Regions from separate parts of the Homo sapiens genome. Here region 1 is linked to region 2. A link is a loop called in an ENCODE intact Hi-C map of the cell type or tissue named here. Cell type or tissue: PC-3. All regions are shown on one strand. Each heading gives the region's core, and the rest is flanking DNA. Links, peaks and the distances in the headings are about the cores only. Region 1 has its middle 110 kb from the start of SPAG17. Region 2 overlaps SPAG17 (sperm associated antigen 17).

Region 1 (8,524 bases), core at 107-8,106, 140 kb before region 2:
ATGGAATGATAACATCCAGGAAAAGAGAAGCAAGTGTAGTATTTCAGGAAGAGGAAAACGTATCATCAAAGATCAGTAAACCAAAGTAATCATTGAATAGCCAGAAGAAATTTGGTGTTGCTGTGGAGAGAGAAGGTACCAGGTAAGCAAAGATCAGACCATGAATATTCTTGTAGGCCCAGGTCAAAGTCTAAATTTATGCTCAGGTTAATGGGAAGTCACTGGTGAAACAGTGTAGCATAGTGAGAGTCACAATTTTGGAATCAATTCCTGAGTTTGAAAACAATCTCTGCCCTTACTATCATCTTAAACCATATGAAATTGATAATATTTGGCCACTTCTTACTTACAAAAATGGCAATATTATAGTTCAAACAAATAAAAAAAAAAAGAAGAAGAATCAATTCCCATCTATGAAGTATTCAACTGAAGCCTGCTGAGGTCTCATTCATTACAGCAAGGAGTGGGAGAGCCCATCAGAAGTCCAGCCAAAAGGGCCAGGCAGGTCTGCTGACTCCTCTCAGAAAATGACACCCGCCTTTGCTGGTGGCACAGGGAGGCTATGCTTATGCCCGGGGAAGGCACTGATCTCAGCCTTCACTCAGTATCCTCGGAGCCCACCTTCCCTGCAGTGCCTGTGCCTGCTTCTCCTGTCCCTGTTTTGGGTCAGAAAATGTATAACTCTGCAGAGCCTGCTGCTTGTGTCATCCCCCAGCTATCTGATCCTGCTGGAGGAATTCCTGGCAAACAAGGCCCCATGCACACACAGGCCTCTATTTTTCTTTCTCTTGCTCATTCACTTTTTTTTTGGCTCAGGAATCTGCCTTCTCTGGTAAGGCAGGGATGAGCTTTCTGAATTGTGTTTATTTGCTGGCGCTCTGGTGTGAAAGCACTCCCCGTCAACTGCATATTAATCTTGTCATCAGTCTGTATCTATTTTCCTCTGCCTCCCTCCATTGGCCTAATTTATGACTTTCCCTTCCCTTACTTTCTATTGTCACAATGACAAGGAGAGCTCTGTTACGGGTGCTCAGGCCTAGGACAGCCACAAGACCTGTCCTAATAAGATGAGAGGCAGAGTGATGCAAAATCCTGCAATTTGTGTTGCTGGGCTGAATTTAGACCAGGCCTTCTCTAGTTGATTGTGTGCCACTGAGCCAAGTATTTATTGATGTCCCATAACATGCTACACACTTTGTTTAGTGCTATCAGCAAATAAAGAACTAGGAAATCTGGCCCCATCTTCTAGTGGAGAAGGCATCTGGAACAACACAAACAACACAATCAGAATGTGTATTTTAATTGCAGAACCACAGACATTAACACCACAGACTTGAGTTGTTTCAACAAAATGGGTCTAAGTTCCAGTTCTAACACTTTCCATGTGTGTGACTATTTTTGTGTCCATTTGTGATAAACGTGTTAATTATCCTTCTTTAAACCTCAGTTTCCCCATCTCCAAAATCCATGAAATAATATCGATGCCATAGAGCAGTTATGAGAATTACATGACAGAATGTAGTCTTAGCTCTTGTTTTAACGTGTTGCAAATACTAAGCACCCAATATATGTGATAATTATTATTTAAAAAGAAGAATGAGAAAAAAAGAGAAAGGGAAAGAATTACTGCTATAATTAGGAAATAGTTAATGTTTTTGAAGCCCTGCCAATTAACCGTGAGCCTTATGTTAATATGGAGTTTTTTATATAATTAGAACCTTAACAACAAACTGTGTGTTTGAAATCTTGACAAAATCTCAAGTTGGGCAGCGTCATCCTGTCACTGCCCCTGGAATTAGACTGGGGCTCAGACATTTAGTGTGCCTAAATCCTTGAGTGCTGTCTTCAAGGACTATGTATCTTGAACTGGGACTTCTTTATGACTCGTGGCTAAAATGAGTCCTCATGAGCTAAGTCAGATTCCATGTCCAAATCAGTGCTGCTCTTAGTATCAAGGTCAACTCGTGGCTATTTTTCTAGTCATCTTCTGTGACAAAGGTCATAGTCACTGTGACAGTTAATACTGAGTGCCAACTTGATTGGATTGAAGGATACAAAGTATCGATCCTGGGTGTGTCTGTGAGGGTGTTGCCAAAGGAGATTAACATTTGAGTCAGTGGACTGGGGAAGACAGACCCACCCTTAATATGGTGGGCACAATCTAATCAGCTGCCAGCGAATATAAAGTATGCAGAAAACCGTGAAAAGGCCAGACTGACCTAGCCTTCCAGCCTACATCTTGCTCCCATGCTGGATGCTTCCTGCCCTCAAACAGCAGACTCCAAGTTCCTCAGTTTTGAGACTCAGACTGGCTCTCCTTGCTCCTCAAGCTTGCAGACAGCCTATTGTGGGACCCTGTGATCATGTAAGTTCATACTTATTAAACTCATATATATATATATATATAAAGAATATGTGTATATATGTATAAAGAATATATATATATATATCCTTTCAGTTCTGCTCCTCTAGGGAACTCTGACTAATACAGCCCTGAATTAGACTAGCCCAACATGCTGTGAGGACTTAGCTTGGATTGCAGAAAAAGGGGACCCCAGTGAGTTCCAGAAGAAAGCTTCGGCACACAATATCTCCCTTGATGGGCCCTAAGCCCGTTTCCAAAGACCTGGTGTCCCATTCCTCCCAAGTGGCAATTTCAAACTGAGGTGTATGATTTCTCTGTGGAATCACCCTTTGTCTGAATGTTTTTGTGAAATTCTGAGAGACCATAGGAATTTGGATAGTCTCTGGATTCTGATAGTCTTTAATTTAAAATTTAAAAGCAATCCCGAAACTCACTCTGACACACTCATGTACGAGGAGGACAGAGGGAATGAGACAGACGGCTAAGCTATGCAAAGCTTGCCTATCTCTCTGGCCTTTCACAGAATATCCCTCTTGCTTTTCACATGTTCCACCCCGACCTGGCTGATGCTAACTCATCCTTCAGGTCACAGCACAGAAGTATTTTGGTTGAGGAAGCCTTTGCTGACCCTTCATACCTGCCCACCTGAGTGCACTCCACTTTCCCCCACATCAGTGCATTTATCGCACTACATCTGAATTCCTTGTTTGTTTTCCCCGCCATGCTGTAAACTCAGTGATAGCCAGGACCCTGCTTGTCATTCATAGGCATTATTTGCTGCTGCTCCTTAGTGTGGAGCCTGGCATTAGATGTATATATATTGAAGAAAGGAAGAAGGTGGGGAAAGGAGGCAGCATTATTGGATACATAGTGATCAGGCCTCAATGAGAGCAAAGCATCAACTTCTTCAATTCTGGGCCTGTGATGCTGACACCAGAGGATGGTCCCTACATGTCAGAAAAGCACCAGAATCAAAGGGTCTGAGCATGGACTTCCCTGGACATGATTGAAGTGAGGAACTATTGCAGTTTGTTTGTCTGCATATTGTACCTTTAGCACTAATCTCAGGTTGCTGCTAACTTGTATGCGAGTTTTTCTGTCATCCTGAGAAGTCTCATTCTGATTTCTAGTTGAAATTTTGAAAAGTATAATTATTTTTCAGTCCACTTTCCGCTCATGGCTAGGACTCACTTTTGACAAAGACAATTAAGAGGTGAGATATATGATTTTCTGGATGTTGATGGAAAAAAGCATTTGAGAAATAAGCAACACCCAAATTCAAAAGTAAATCGCTGTTCAAAAAAGATCTTTTAGTAACAGATCTGTCTCTCTCTCTGTGTGTCTCTCTCATATGCACAAAAACAACACACACACACAGAGTGGCAAATTAGAAGCTGAAAGACATCACAGAAAAAGTAGACAGACATCTAGATCCAAACTTACTAATTTTATGCCCCTAAGCAAGTGATTTGATCATGCTGTTTCTCAATCCCATCACCTATAAAATTAGGATAATCATGCCTATCTGATAGGATCGTTAAGAAGATTAAAAATAATATCTGTAAAGCACCTCACACACAGTAGGCACTCAATAAAAGGCAATGATGATGAGGAGGATGTCTGACACTCACAGGGAAGAAGCAGAAGGAACACTGAGTAACCTGGCAAAACAAACCCATTACAGCCTACAGGGAAATCCCAGGCTGGGACATGAGGTAAGTGAAAGCTCTGGATTCCTGAGACGGTAACGTGCAAACACCATGGAGACATCTGATTACATGACTTAGCACTGATTTGTGGGACTTGCAGACTGTCCAGAACTCGGGGGCCTTCTCTAGTCCTGGTCATAGCTGGCTGCGAGTGTTGGCGGAAGCCTCTGCACAGTGACACTTCAGAAGGCAAACTGGCCCTGGCTACTTCTTTGTAAGTAGTAATTCAGACATTCCCAAGGGGTTCGCAGCTCCAACCAAATACTTTAGTATACTCCATTTTGTCCATTTGTGTTTATAAAACTGGTGGCTTCCTAGCTGAGGATGTAGCAACACTTTCTCCTTCAAACCATCAACCCTGTAAGTTGTTGGCCTGCAGAAGTCCTAACCCACAAAGACAGACAGTCTCTGCCCTTTTCCTCCCCTCAGCTGAGATCCCTAGAGTCCTCAGATAGGATCATTCTATGTCTGAGATCTTCTCTCTCAGTTTCTTGTGACCTCCAGGAGTAACTCAGGCCCAGCTAATTTTCCTCTATCCTACTGCATATTTTACCTATATAAATATTGACAGAATTGAAATCAGAGTATATGTACAAATTTCCATCCTGCTTTTTTCATTTAACATGTTAGTGACCATCTTGCATCTTTTAAAACTTTTGGTACGTGTTATTTTTAGGACAGCATAATATCTCATCACACGAAGGATCAAAATCTACTCAACGTTTCTCTCCTATTGAATATCTAGGTTGCCACTCCTCCTCCTTTTCTCGCTAATATATTTAACAAAGTTTCTGCAGGGTCATGAAATACATGCAGATGTGTAAGCACCGAACGGGAGAGGATTTCTTTAAGGAAGATAATGGAAAGTATTGAGTGCCCTGATTTCACCGCCCTGTTATAAGAACTGGGGGTCATTTCATGAAGTAAAAGGACTCAAGTAATTAAAATAATTAAATAAGTCAAGTTAGTGTGAGTCAGTTGGTGTGATTTGCTCTCACCAGGGAAGTTCAAGTCAAGCACTGTACTAGAGTTTAAAAACAACGGAGTCATTTAAAGACCATTCCTTGCATTCATCTCAGGTCAACAGAGGATAAAGATCAGAGTAATCAGGGCTGAGGTTTCAGAACATGATGTGATTACGATGGTGTTCACCCTGTCATGTAGAGCCTTCCCAGCTGGCATTGGGTGTTACGAAATTCCCTTCCTCGGGCATGTGGAACCTTCACCACATGAGAGATTGGTGGGGACATCCCTAAGGCCTGACCTGTTACTGTGTTCTCTTAAAAGCATCATGGAGTTCAATGATCTCTTTTCCATCGAGAGAAGGAAAGCCTTTCCCCGCTGTGCCCCTGCCAAGGGCCACAAGGGACTTGATGGGGTAAAACACAAGGTCTGGTGTACGGTTTAGAAGAGGCTTGTGCCAAATTCCTTAAAACAAATTTGGAGTGATTCTAGCCCAGAACTCTCCTGCCAGGAGTAAAGGGAGACAATAAAAAAATCAAGTCTGCTAATCCTACCTAGAACTGCCCAAGACTACTTTGGGCTGGGGACACACATGCTCAGCCTTCAGAGATGCATATGGGTGCATTTTGTTAATCCCCATCACTGCGTGTCAGGGATAACTGATCTATGACTAAAAATAGTGTGAGGACAGCAATACCAACCATTTGGGGCTGAACTGAGGACACAGTGGAAAACTTGACAGCAACACAGTAGAATCTTCCTGGCCCCAGGCCACAGGCTCAAGGGCAAGAGTCCGGGTTCATCTGCTGGAGAGCGTGATTAACAGGCTCACCTTACAAGGGCAGGCTGATCTTCTAACACTACCGGGCACCTCTGAGTGTAGGGTAAAGTGATAGGAACTGGGCATGGCATGGTGTAAGACATAGTTCTCTGGAAAAATCCTACAACTGAGTGACACTTAAGAAGGATACAGAAAATAAAATAAAAATGATTCTGCTTCATTTCACTGATTTCAGTGTGAAACTTTGTCTCCACCACCTACGTGAACAGGGAAAGAAATCCAGACTGTAAGAGCAGAGGTCCATGCCCATTCTTGGCCCTGGTATAATTCTTTGGGTGGGAGGGAGGGACCTTGGTCAGAAAGAAGCCTCAAGGTCACATTTGCCAATCTGTTCAGATTAGTTACGCGTACTTAGTGCCAAAATTTACTGGCAATGTTTTCTGTATAATTATAGCATCATTGAATCTCAGTGTTTTTCCACTACATAATTATGACATGTCTATTGATATAGGTTGGATGTTGTCCCTCCAAGTCTCAAGATGAGACATAATCCCCAGTGTTGGAGGTAAGGCCTGATAGGAGGTGTTTGGATCATGGTGTGGATCCCTCATGAATGGTTTAGTGCCATCCCCTTGGTGCTGCCCTTGTGATAGTGAGTGAGTTCTCGAGAGATCTAATTGTTTAAAAGTATGTGGTACCTCCTCTCCCACTCTCTATTGTCCCTGCTTCTGCCGTGTGAGATGCCTGCTGCCTCTTTGCCTTCCACCATGATTGTTAAGCTTCCAAGGCCTCCTCAGAATCTGAGCAGGTGCGAGCACCATGCTTCCTATAAAGCCTGCAGAACCATGAACCAATTAAACCTTTTTTCTTTATAAATTACCAAGTCTCAGGTGTTTCTTTATAGTAACGCAAGAACATCCTCACACACCTACTATGTGCCAGTTATGGTGCAAAGAACATTTTTAAGATTGCCTTAAACCCTTGTTACAGTGATCTTACCCAAACTGTATTTAATAAAAGAATAGTTCTTAGGAAAACTGCTAGGTATTCTCAAGAAAGAGCCTCATGCCATATTCCCTCAGAATGGCAATTGGTGGCAATAATACAAAGTCACATCGAGACATCCCTTATCCTCCTCAGAGTTCCAGACATAATTGATAGTGACAAAGACACTCATTTTACTTCCCAGAATATAAAATCCTAAATGCTGTTGAACAAGGCATTCAATGGAGCTTTTACCTTCCTTGATGGCCTCAGGCCGCAGGCCTCGTAGAGTTACATAATAGCTTACTTAAACAAGTTCAAATTCAATTAAATAAAAAAAGTCATATTTCAATCATCAGTCAAACATTAGTGATTAATTATAACAAAGAGTATAGCTCCATTTTTTTATTCGACGATTGACAGCTTTTAAGCTTTTAAGCATCACCCCTGGTGTCTATTATCTGGGCAAGCAGAAAAAAAAGCTTGGGTGCTTCCTCCTTTCAGCACCCATGGGAGGTTCAAACTAGACAAGCCCCTACTTGAATGCAGGGACCCTTCTCTGGGCCCCACCCCATCACCCACCCGTTTTACCTATGAGAGTTTACCTACAAAGGCACTTAACACAGCTCCTAGCCCACAGTACAGTAAGTGGTATATAGGCGTCAGTCGCCGTGATTATTGTGATTGCTGTCGTTGTTGATGGTTTTATTGTGAGAGAAAAGGACTGGCTATCCCCTGACTTGTGGCTTTCACTTCAACTTTGTGCCATTCCTGGAAAGCATACAACATGATTTACTTTCCCAACTTCTGCTTTTCCCTGAAGATTAATCCCTTATATTAGATATGGCTGGTTATTCAATCTTCTAGTGGACAATAAATTCTTAAATCTCTTGGGGGAAAAGGCCTAACTTCACATCAGCCTCTCTGTGAAGCTTTTCCTAACTTTTCCTTGTGGAGTTCATCACAAGCACCTCCTTCAATATGGTCCCATGACCCTGCTCTATCAGAACATTTGCCACTCTGTGCTGGAGTCTTTATGTACTGGTCTCTTGTCCCCACCAACCTGTGAGCTCCTTAGGGAAGGAACTATGCTGGCTTATCTCTGAATGCTTTTCCATTTTTTTCACTGTGGAGAAAAGCAAAGGGAACAAAGCAAAAATGTCACTTTTATGCATGCTGAAATTGAAAGTTTTGAGATCTCTCACTCTCCTCTGTGTGTGTGTGTGTGTGTGTGTGTCTGTGTGTGTGTGTGTGTGTATTTCCTGATGAAAATATTCATCGAGCAATTAAATCAGGCTGGGGTTTGGAAACAGGTCAGGGCTAGAGATAACAATTTAAGGGTCATTTTTACACATTGCTTTTAGAAATGTTAGGAGTAGAAAACGTCACCGGTGATGAGATTTTAGAGAGAGAAGAGGAGGAGGAGAGGGTAAGAAAAGAAACCTAAGGAATCTGGAGTTTCCAAATGTTTGCCCCTTATCTCTACAGATAGAGAAAATTGCTCCTTCTTTGAATCTCTAACAGATTCAAGCCCTCTCTAAGCTCTGGGGCCAATTTTGACCTTAGGGAAATTTAAGAAACTCTGAATCCTTTCTAACCATTCATTCATCTCTGCAGCTAATCCCGGATATGAACCAGTCCTGGGAAGTGTGTCTCTCTTGCCTTGTTCTCCAGGGTCTCATTATGTATGATAATCTCTCTAGAATCTTAATTCGACTTTGT
Region 2 (8,524 bases), core at 186-8,185:
ATATTTAAAATCTAATTCCGTCTGATTTTTAATAGAACGATTGGCAGGCCTCCATTGCTTTTGTGGTTGGGAACCAGATTGAAGATGATCTTCTCATCCAAGCCCTTACCGTGGCTGTCCAGGTCCCTCAGCGTAAACTCTTCAGTATGGTGTCGTGGCAAGACATTCTCCAGCAGGTACCTGTCCCTTCCTACCTCAAAGCCACCTGAAGACTTTTTTACTTAAAATAATAGAATAGAATTATAAAATAAACTATCATATTCTTGGGCTGTTTTGTAAATTTTGATGGATTATTTTAAGTAACTATTTAGCCAGAATAAATTTGAGTTGTTCAATCTGGAAGAATTTATTTTTGTTTATTAATTTTGTTAATTCAATATTCATTTATTTGACAAAGATTTCTGAGGTCATACCAGGCACCATGCTAGGTTCTGTGACAAAATATTTAATTCAAGTTAAATAATTATAAAAGACTAGACTATTTAAGATTCCAGGGAGGTACATGACTAATTGGAAAATGAAGGCTACAGAGAATCATAGCTGTCAGAGGTCAGAGGACAGCAATAATATAGAAAAGATCTGCCAGGTGGCACATACCCATACAATTACTGACAGCTTACGAAGTAACTATAAATATTTTACCTAATTCATGGGTACCTCTTTCTTGCTAGGTTCCCCAACCCTTCAGATCACCTAGATATTTGAAAGTTACATATATCTAAGTATTCTTCAAATAAGGCTTTTTTCATCATAAGTAAATTTAATTTTCTTACAGATTAATGAAATAAATACACTTGTTGGATCTGCTTCATCTAAAAAGGCAAAAAAACCTGTAGGTGGTAATGCTCCTTTATATTATGAGGTAAGTGAAAGTGTTTATAGAAGATATTTTTGTGTTTTTAGAAAAAAGAATTGAAGTAATAATTTGATAGCCATTTTTAAATTTCATTCTTTGAAAATAAATGCCTGCTCCTCATTGGAGATATTTGTTCCTGATGGTGAACACACACAAAAAAAATCTGCCTCCTTTTAAAATTTTAAAATTTCAAAATTTCCCTTTACAAATACAATTTCCTAGATCGTTTATACCATCATTGCATCTAATTGAAATAATTGAAAAATATAAATCAGAAACTTCTATAGACACAAAGTATTGGGTCATACTTTCTCATGATAATTGCTGAGTATGTGACAGCATTAAGGAGAGTCATATGATCAGTATATTACAAAGTGTTAGTTTCTCGAAAAAAACAATGTAAAAATGCGCCAGAAAGTGTTTCTTGTATAAGACAGAGGTACAGCTGCAGTGATTTTCCATCAGTTTGTGAACTTGGTGCACGGTTTATATCCCACTTTAATCGATATGAAAATAATGATACTCTTCGGATTAATGGTCCGTTCCATTTCCAACAGCTGCTTAGTATAAAATCTGGCTTGGCTGACCCAGTGGGCTTGTGCAAAGGACGTAGGACTCATTCTCCGTATAAGGGGATTTCTTCTCACCCTGCCTTGTTAATATCTAACTTACAGCTTTCAAGAAACTATAAAAATCCAGTGATTAATTAGAATATCACTTAAAATTTGTCAGGCACTGTTTTATGGAGCAGCCGACCTAAAACATAAAGAGTTTTGAATCTTTCTAAGACGAACTTGTTTGCACTTTATTTCAGTGATGACTAATAAAGTTTTTATGTGTCTCAGGTCTTGGGTGATTACATACGGTCTATTTAGTATTGCTTGAGTACTATCTGAACAAGTTTCATTGGATTTATTCACAATAGACAGTGCTGTGAATTTTATAGCATTAACTCTTGCTACGCGGCGCTCACCATCATGCCAAAGTTATCTGTGCTTTTGCAGTCAAATAATATACTTTGTCTCTTTTTTATAATGTTCCGAATGTGTGTGCTCCACTTGAAACATTATGTGATACGTGGATTTAAAATACTGGAATTTTTCTTGTGAGTGGCTATAGAAATCCACATCCAATTCTCAGGCCTGGGATCAATTAACCCCCCAAAAGATTCTTTCTTCTTCACAGATACTCAGTAAAAATCAGAAATGATAGCAGCCTAGTTTTGATGTCTAGTCTGGACAGGCATTCTGACTTGGATGTGGGATAGCACAAGATTACAAACCCAGAGTTAAGTTAGAAAGCCATTCCTCTCCAATATGTGCTGAGACTCTTGGTTGCATATTCTTCACTCAGGGGGTCCATTTCACATCTGGCTCTACCACATTCTTCCAGTGGAGCATTTGGGCAATAAGCCTCCCACACTCGCTCACATACACTCTTCTGAATGGTTCCAGAAGAAAAGAGAAGGTGGGTGGAGTGCCATGGAGACTGAACCTGAGGTGCACCAGACATTCATTAATGCCAGTCGCTGAAGCAAAACTAATAAAGACCATAAAACAAATTCAGGCTCCTTGTCAGCATCAGCCAAGGACAGGTTGCACATCTGGAGAAGAGGGGAATATTTCCCATCTCAGTCCCTTCACATTTAGGACCTGCTCAAGCACTCTGCTACCTAGTACCTCTCATCCCAAGACAATTGAAAAGTCACTGGCAACCCCTGCAGAGCTGCATGGTAGTTGCGAGTGGTGGCCATGGAATAGGCCCAGAAAGTCTCTTGGGACTTCTGGACCTTTGAGACATGTGGACAGTGTGCTCATGAATCTATTTCTGTTTAGAATCTTGCATGGTTGTACCAACTAGTGAGAGGTGAAGCTGCCTAGGCTTCTGGGTCGGGTGGGGACTTGGAGAACTTTTCTGTCTAGCTAGAGGATTGTAAATGCACCAATCAGTGCTCTGTGTCTAGCTAGAGGATTGTAAATGCATCAATCAGCATTCTGTAAAAATGGGCCAATCAGCACTCTGTAAAATGGACCAATCAGCAGTCTGTAAAATGGACCAATCAGCGCTCTGTAAAGTGGACCAATCAGCAGGATGTGGGCAGGGCCAAATAAGGGAATAAAAGCTGGCCACCTGAGCTAGCACCTTGCAGCAGGTTCGTGTACCCTTGCCGAGTGTGGAGGATTTGTTTTTTCGCTCTTTGTGACAACTCTTGCTGTTGCTCAGTGTTTGGATCTGCACCAACTTTAAGAGCTGTAACACCACGAAGTCAGTGGCTTCATTCTTTGAAGTCAGTGAGACGAGGAACCCACTGGAAGGAATCAACTCCAGACACACTAGGACACTTGATAGTGGTAAACTCCTGAGGAGCGAAAGTCTTGCAACATCCCATTTCTCAAAGGAAACTCTGCACTGTGGGAGAAGAGATAAAAGATAATCTAACAAATTCCTTTTGTTACATGGTAACTTTTTAGAAACCTCCATTTTGGAGATAAGGAACTCACGATATAACAGCCATGCATTTAAACACCTGTATTTACTTCTACTTGTAGGGTACTCTCGTTAGCTTTAAATCAAAGCCTAGTTATTCTTATTTTAAACACAATTTTAATCAATTAGGCTTTCTGGTTTCCTAGCCTGTGGTTGATTAGAAGCAGCAAACTAAAGTGAGACTTCTGTATAGTATACTTCATCCATGAGTAGTAAAATAGTGTCAGAGCCACATTGCATATTTCCAATAATGACTCCAAATGTCTGGGCTAGCAAAGACCACATTCCTAAGTGATTTGCTCAAGTTTTCATTTGGATGGCATGGTGTTGTGTACACACAGCCTCATTATGAGATTGTGTAATTTCCCCTGAAACCTTAGAATTTCATCTAGCCATGGCATTGTATATATGAAAGTCTTTATTTATAAACCATAGTTCTTTGAAAAGCTGCTTAGATTTGTGCTAATGTAATTCTGTAGAGACGTAGCTGCAGCTCATTTGTTCATTCACATTCTCTTTTTGGAAAGCATGTTTTGCTCTACTAGGAACTGTTTCAAGAACTCATGTGGGAATGAGAACAGAATATTATTATTTGTGTATATTCTCAGGAATGTTGGCTACTGCTTTATCATCTCATTATTATTTAATAATGAGGATGAAGATGAACCCATGCACTGGCATATAAGCACCATTTCCCACATGTGAATCCTACTTGAGGATATGGACACATTTGAAAATATACGCTTATTGCCTGCATTATATAGTAGCCGGTTTTACCGAATATTAACAAACATACTCGTTAAAGCACTAGTGCCAGGCACTATCAGACGATGAAGAGAGAGGAAGGAATATTAATATTATAAAGACTCTAACCTCAAGAAGCAAAGACTCTAACCTCAGGAAGCTTAAGAACAAGCTAGAGAGAAAAAAGGACAAAATGTATATGGACATAAGCCTGGCGCGTGGTAGGCATTCAATAATAGTTGCTGCGTAAGTGAATAACACAATGCAGAAAATAGTGAAGTTCTTGAGAGACAGGTAAAGTGTATAAGAATTCAAAGGAAGATGAGATTATCATTAGCTGGGGTAGTTGGCAGGGAGGGGTGAGACCCAGAGACATTTTTGTGGAAACATTGCCATTTGAAAGGAAAGGTCCTGATAGTTTTGATCTTTTACATATATTACATCAGTTAGCCCACATCACAATTCTAAAAGGAAAGATAAAATCTCCATTGTGTGCACGGGGAAATGGAGGCATAGAGAAGGTAGGAAGTCTGCTCACTAGCAAAATGAAGAATTTGGATTTAACCAAAGGTAAACCTATAGCACCAAGTTTTTCTACTTTATCACCAACCAAGTAATCTTTCACTGGTCTACCCCTTGGATAGGTAGATCTTGACTTTCAAATGTGGAAGAGGGCATTCTAAGAAAAGGGAATAGCTCAAGCAAGGCCATAGGAATGAGAGAAGACCGAATTAATGTGTACTACATTTGTAGTTATATGGTATAATATATGCTAAATAGGAAAGATGAATTCCGTACATATTTTGATGGCAACTTTAAAATCCTAAAGATGGAAATCTATGAGGAAACATTTCAAACACTGGAAAAAGTACATGGTTTAGATTCATGCCTGAACTTAAGTATACTTGCTACCTATGCACAAATAATTTTCTGTGTATGTATGCTTTATGGCCCACATAGAAAATCTGACCTGTTCATTTACAGGTATAGTCAGTCCTGACCAAAATTAAAAAGGAAAATATCAGTAGTCATTCAAAACCAACTGAAATGTTCTCGATGAGAGAGTTCTACGTGTACCATAGATGCCAAGATTCTCCCAGTTGTGACTAAATCTGATACACAGTAAGTGAACTTTATGGGATAAATGTGCAAATTTTAGGTTTGACATTATCACTTTGGTAAATCAGAAAAAGCTACTAGTTGATAGGGGTTTACTTATCCAATTTATCTGAAATCAGAACCAACCATCCTAAAAGTTTTTAAATTCCACTTCATGTTTCTTTTCATTTCATGATGGTGGTCACCATGCCTACCAACCAGGAAATGAGCCTTCATCCACACAAATGGGCCGTGATTTATGTGCCTGTGACTTATTTATAAAAGACGCATTAGGTCATCACAAAATGAAAAATAAAAAAAATGAAAAGCTTACTGAAACAAAAATTGTCTATAAAGAATAAAAGTTCTTATGCTCTAGTTGATGACTCACTTATTTCAAAACAATTTTCCAAGTTTCTGTACAATAAAGAACTTGAACTATCCTAAACATTATGTGATATGGTGCAATTTTGTAAATGCAAATAATTATTAATTTTTTTTTTACTCCTGTCAGTAAAAAAATTCTCATATTTTTAAGAAAATAATTTTTAAAATAACTTTTTAACAAATATATCTTAAAATATTTCTACGGGCCTTTCTATTGCAACCGGGAGACCATCAAATGTGGAAAGATTTTTCTGATATTAGATTTAAAAATAATGGACCAAATGCAGTTTAATAAAATGTAGAATGCAAATTAGATCTTCAGATCTAATGCATTTCACCATACTTTAAGACACTATGCTAGTGCCTCAGATTAGTATGCCCAGATGTAATAGTTCCATTTTTTGACTTCTGTTTCCTGGATGTATAGAAATTTTTCTCAGGTCTTTTCCAACATGTATTTATTAGTAATTGACAAGTGAGAACACAGGCTTAATTATAATCTATTTTGCCACTCTTTTTCAGATTCCTGATATGAAACTCATTTTTTAAACAGTGCCTTGAATTAATAGTCAATTTAATAGAATTGTAAGCCCTTATATTGGGGGTGGCCCTTGTCAGAATGAAAAATGGAAAACTCATGCTTCAGAGATAGGTACAAATAATATGTGAAAACATTTAAGAGGTTTGAAGTTATTAAAATGGCAGCTCTACTGGGAACAGAGAGAGCAGTATGTCATGGAAGAAACGAAGGAAAAGGGAGACAGGAAGCATTCTCTGGCCTTTTCAATCCCGCGCTTTAAAACAAAACAAAAAAATTCTGGAAGAATTGGAAGCTAGCCAACCTAATGCCGTTATTTCATAGAGCTTAGGGACACACCAGGAAATTGCAGGCCAGTTAGTTTAACTTCACTTGTAGGAAAAGTATTAAAAACTGCTGCAGGAGATCAAGTAAAAGGATGCTTAGAAAAGCACAGCTTGATTAAGGCAAGCCTGGCCAACGTGATTTTCGGAAAGGGAAGGTCATGTCTTAGGAACTTGTTGAAATTCTTTGAAGCTATTATGGCCAGTACAGTCTTCAAAGAATACAGCAAGACTCAGAATCTGCGGATCTTTCCGTTCCACATCAGTCCTTCAGGGATGCCTACAGAACGTGGCCCACACCAGGGCCTCGGCACTCCACATTTAGAAACCACTATCAAAATAGCAGAAATAACCCCTGATGGAACATTTTTTAAAGCTGGAACCAATTAATACAACCTGATATTTATAAATGTAAAATAATGAGACTTGGAACAAAATTTGGGAATATCAAGCTGTAACAAAGAAGTGCTACGTTGGGACTATAAAAACAATCTAGGAGTTCTTGTGCCAAAATCTGGGTTTTGGAGGCATTTCTTACCCGAAGAAGGAAAGAAGAGGAGAAATAGTAATGCTAGAAACGGTTACAAAGGGCTATGAAGAGTTACAAATGAATGACTTTTGTCAAGATGGGGAAAAGAGCAGTCAGATGTGTTAACAGCCCTGGGCCCCCACATTTCTGGAGGGCACCAAAGCAGCTCAGCAGAGAAAGTCAAGTTCAAGCTAGTCACTGAGGGGCAGAAGGTCAGGGCTCCATTGCTTTAGGAATGGGCTCCCAGGGTGTGAATACGTTTGCCTCCCAGATCAGAAACCTGGAGTTCTATTTTCAAAGAAAAGCAGAACTCAAGTAAAGGCATTCAAAAACAATTCAAATCATGCCCCAGCTCTCTTCCACCCTGGGGGTCAGGCAGCTGGCCAAGCCCATGTGGCAAATAGTTAGCAGTCCAGGAGAGGGGAGGTAGACACTGGGGAGGTGTGGTGGTGATGCAGTGGAGCCGGGGATCCAGCAGCAGGAAGCCCATGCCACACAAGGACTGGGTTGCTGGCTAGGACCTGCAGGCAGTGGGCAAGGCAGGAATCTCATCAGGAGTTCCAAGACAGACCTCAGTGGAGGGCCAGCCACAAGAATAAAGTGAGGTTCAGCTAATGAAGAGAAGTCATCACAGCTTCTCCTCCAGGTCTGGGCTGGGGTGGTTTCTGAAACCTCTTAACACCCTATACTCTACAGACACCAGGATTGGAGGGGTGCTGGGGAAGGAATCAAGAAGATTGTATCATTCTGTTTCTGTATTTAAAACTGTGAAAAATCAATAATTACATATGGTGATAATAAAAGTTACCACTTATTGAACACATGTATTCCAAGTCTTGTGTGCTGGGTAGTTCATATATATCAACTAACCTAATCTCTTTTTTTTTGGCTGGCTTTTTTCTTTTTGTGGGGAACAGGAGCGTGCTATGTTGCCTGGGTAAGTCTTGAACTCCTGGGGTTCAAGCTATCCTCCCGCCCCTGCCAGCCCAATTACTGGGATTATAGGTGTAAACCACTGCACCTGGCTAACTTAACCATCTTAACAACCTTTCAGATACCTATGAATGATGAAATTTGAATCAGACTGGTTAGGTAACTTGTTGATTCAGAAGTCTGTTTTTTCTACTTGCATCACACACAAGCTGAGAATAAATAGTTTAAATTCTGGAAGTGACTGTTGTGGTTTAATATGTCTTCAATATAAGCTACTGCTAGTTACTTAGAATTAAGCTTTAAATCTCTCAGTAGTTCTATGATATGTTTATTACTTTTCCTTCTACTCAGGCAAAAACATGAAGGTATATCTGCAGATGATGAAGAGATCAAATAATTTCAGTTGGAGCTTTTAAGCCACTTCGATGAGTGGCTTTTGCCCACATGTTTGGGTCAACAGGGTTTTTTAATTCTTATGGTTAAGATTTATATGGTTAAGTGACCATGTCTTTTCTTTGGAGGATGAAAGAAAGAAAGATGGAAAATAAGAGGGAAGTTAATACATATTCAGCAGAGATCAAAGTGTGGAGAGACCTTTCTAAAATCTCACTAATTAAAACTAATTAGAG

Evidence for each region. Hi-C counts contacts between places; a loop is a spot of excess contacts. Peaks named below come from ENCODE experiments on the same cell type or tissue, not always from the same donor. Only the 100,000 strongest peaks of a DNase experiment are listed, where the experiment ranks them.
Region 1: a loop joins it to region 2, with 7 times the contacts of the local background. A loop is called at or near these places in 2 of 110 quality-filtered maps.

What each region holds. Positions count from the first base shown.
Region 1 is chr1:118,287,517-118,296,040 of GRCh38, reverse strand. No RefSeq gene overlaps it. Among named protein-coding and RNA genes, the nearest start is that of SPAG17, 110 kb to the right of the region's middle. In PC-3, for the core only: no CTCF peak of the experiment used is centred there; no DNase peak of the experiment used is centred there; H3K27me3 peaks cover 3,232 bases.
Region 2 is chr1:118,142,881-118,151,404 of GRCh38, reverse strand. It overlaps SPAG17 (sperm associated antigen 17), which reads left to right. Exons shown (of 49, transcript NM_206996.4): 2 at 36-176; 3 at 776-862. Among named protein-coding and RNA genes, the nearest start is that of SPAG17, 38 kb to the left of the region's middle. In PC-3, for the core only: no CTCF peak of the experiment used is centred there; a DNase peak (open chromatin) is centred at 3,644.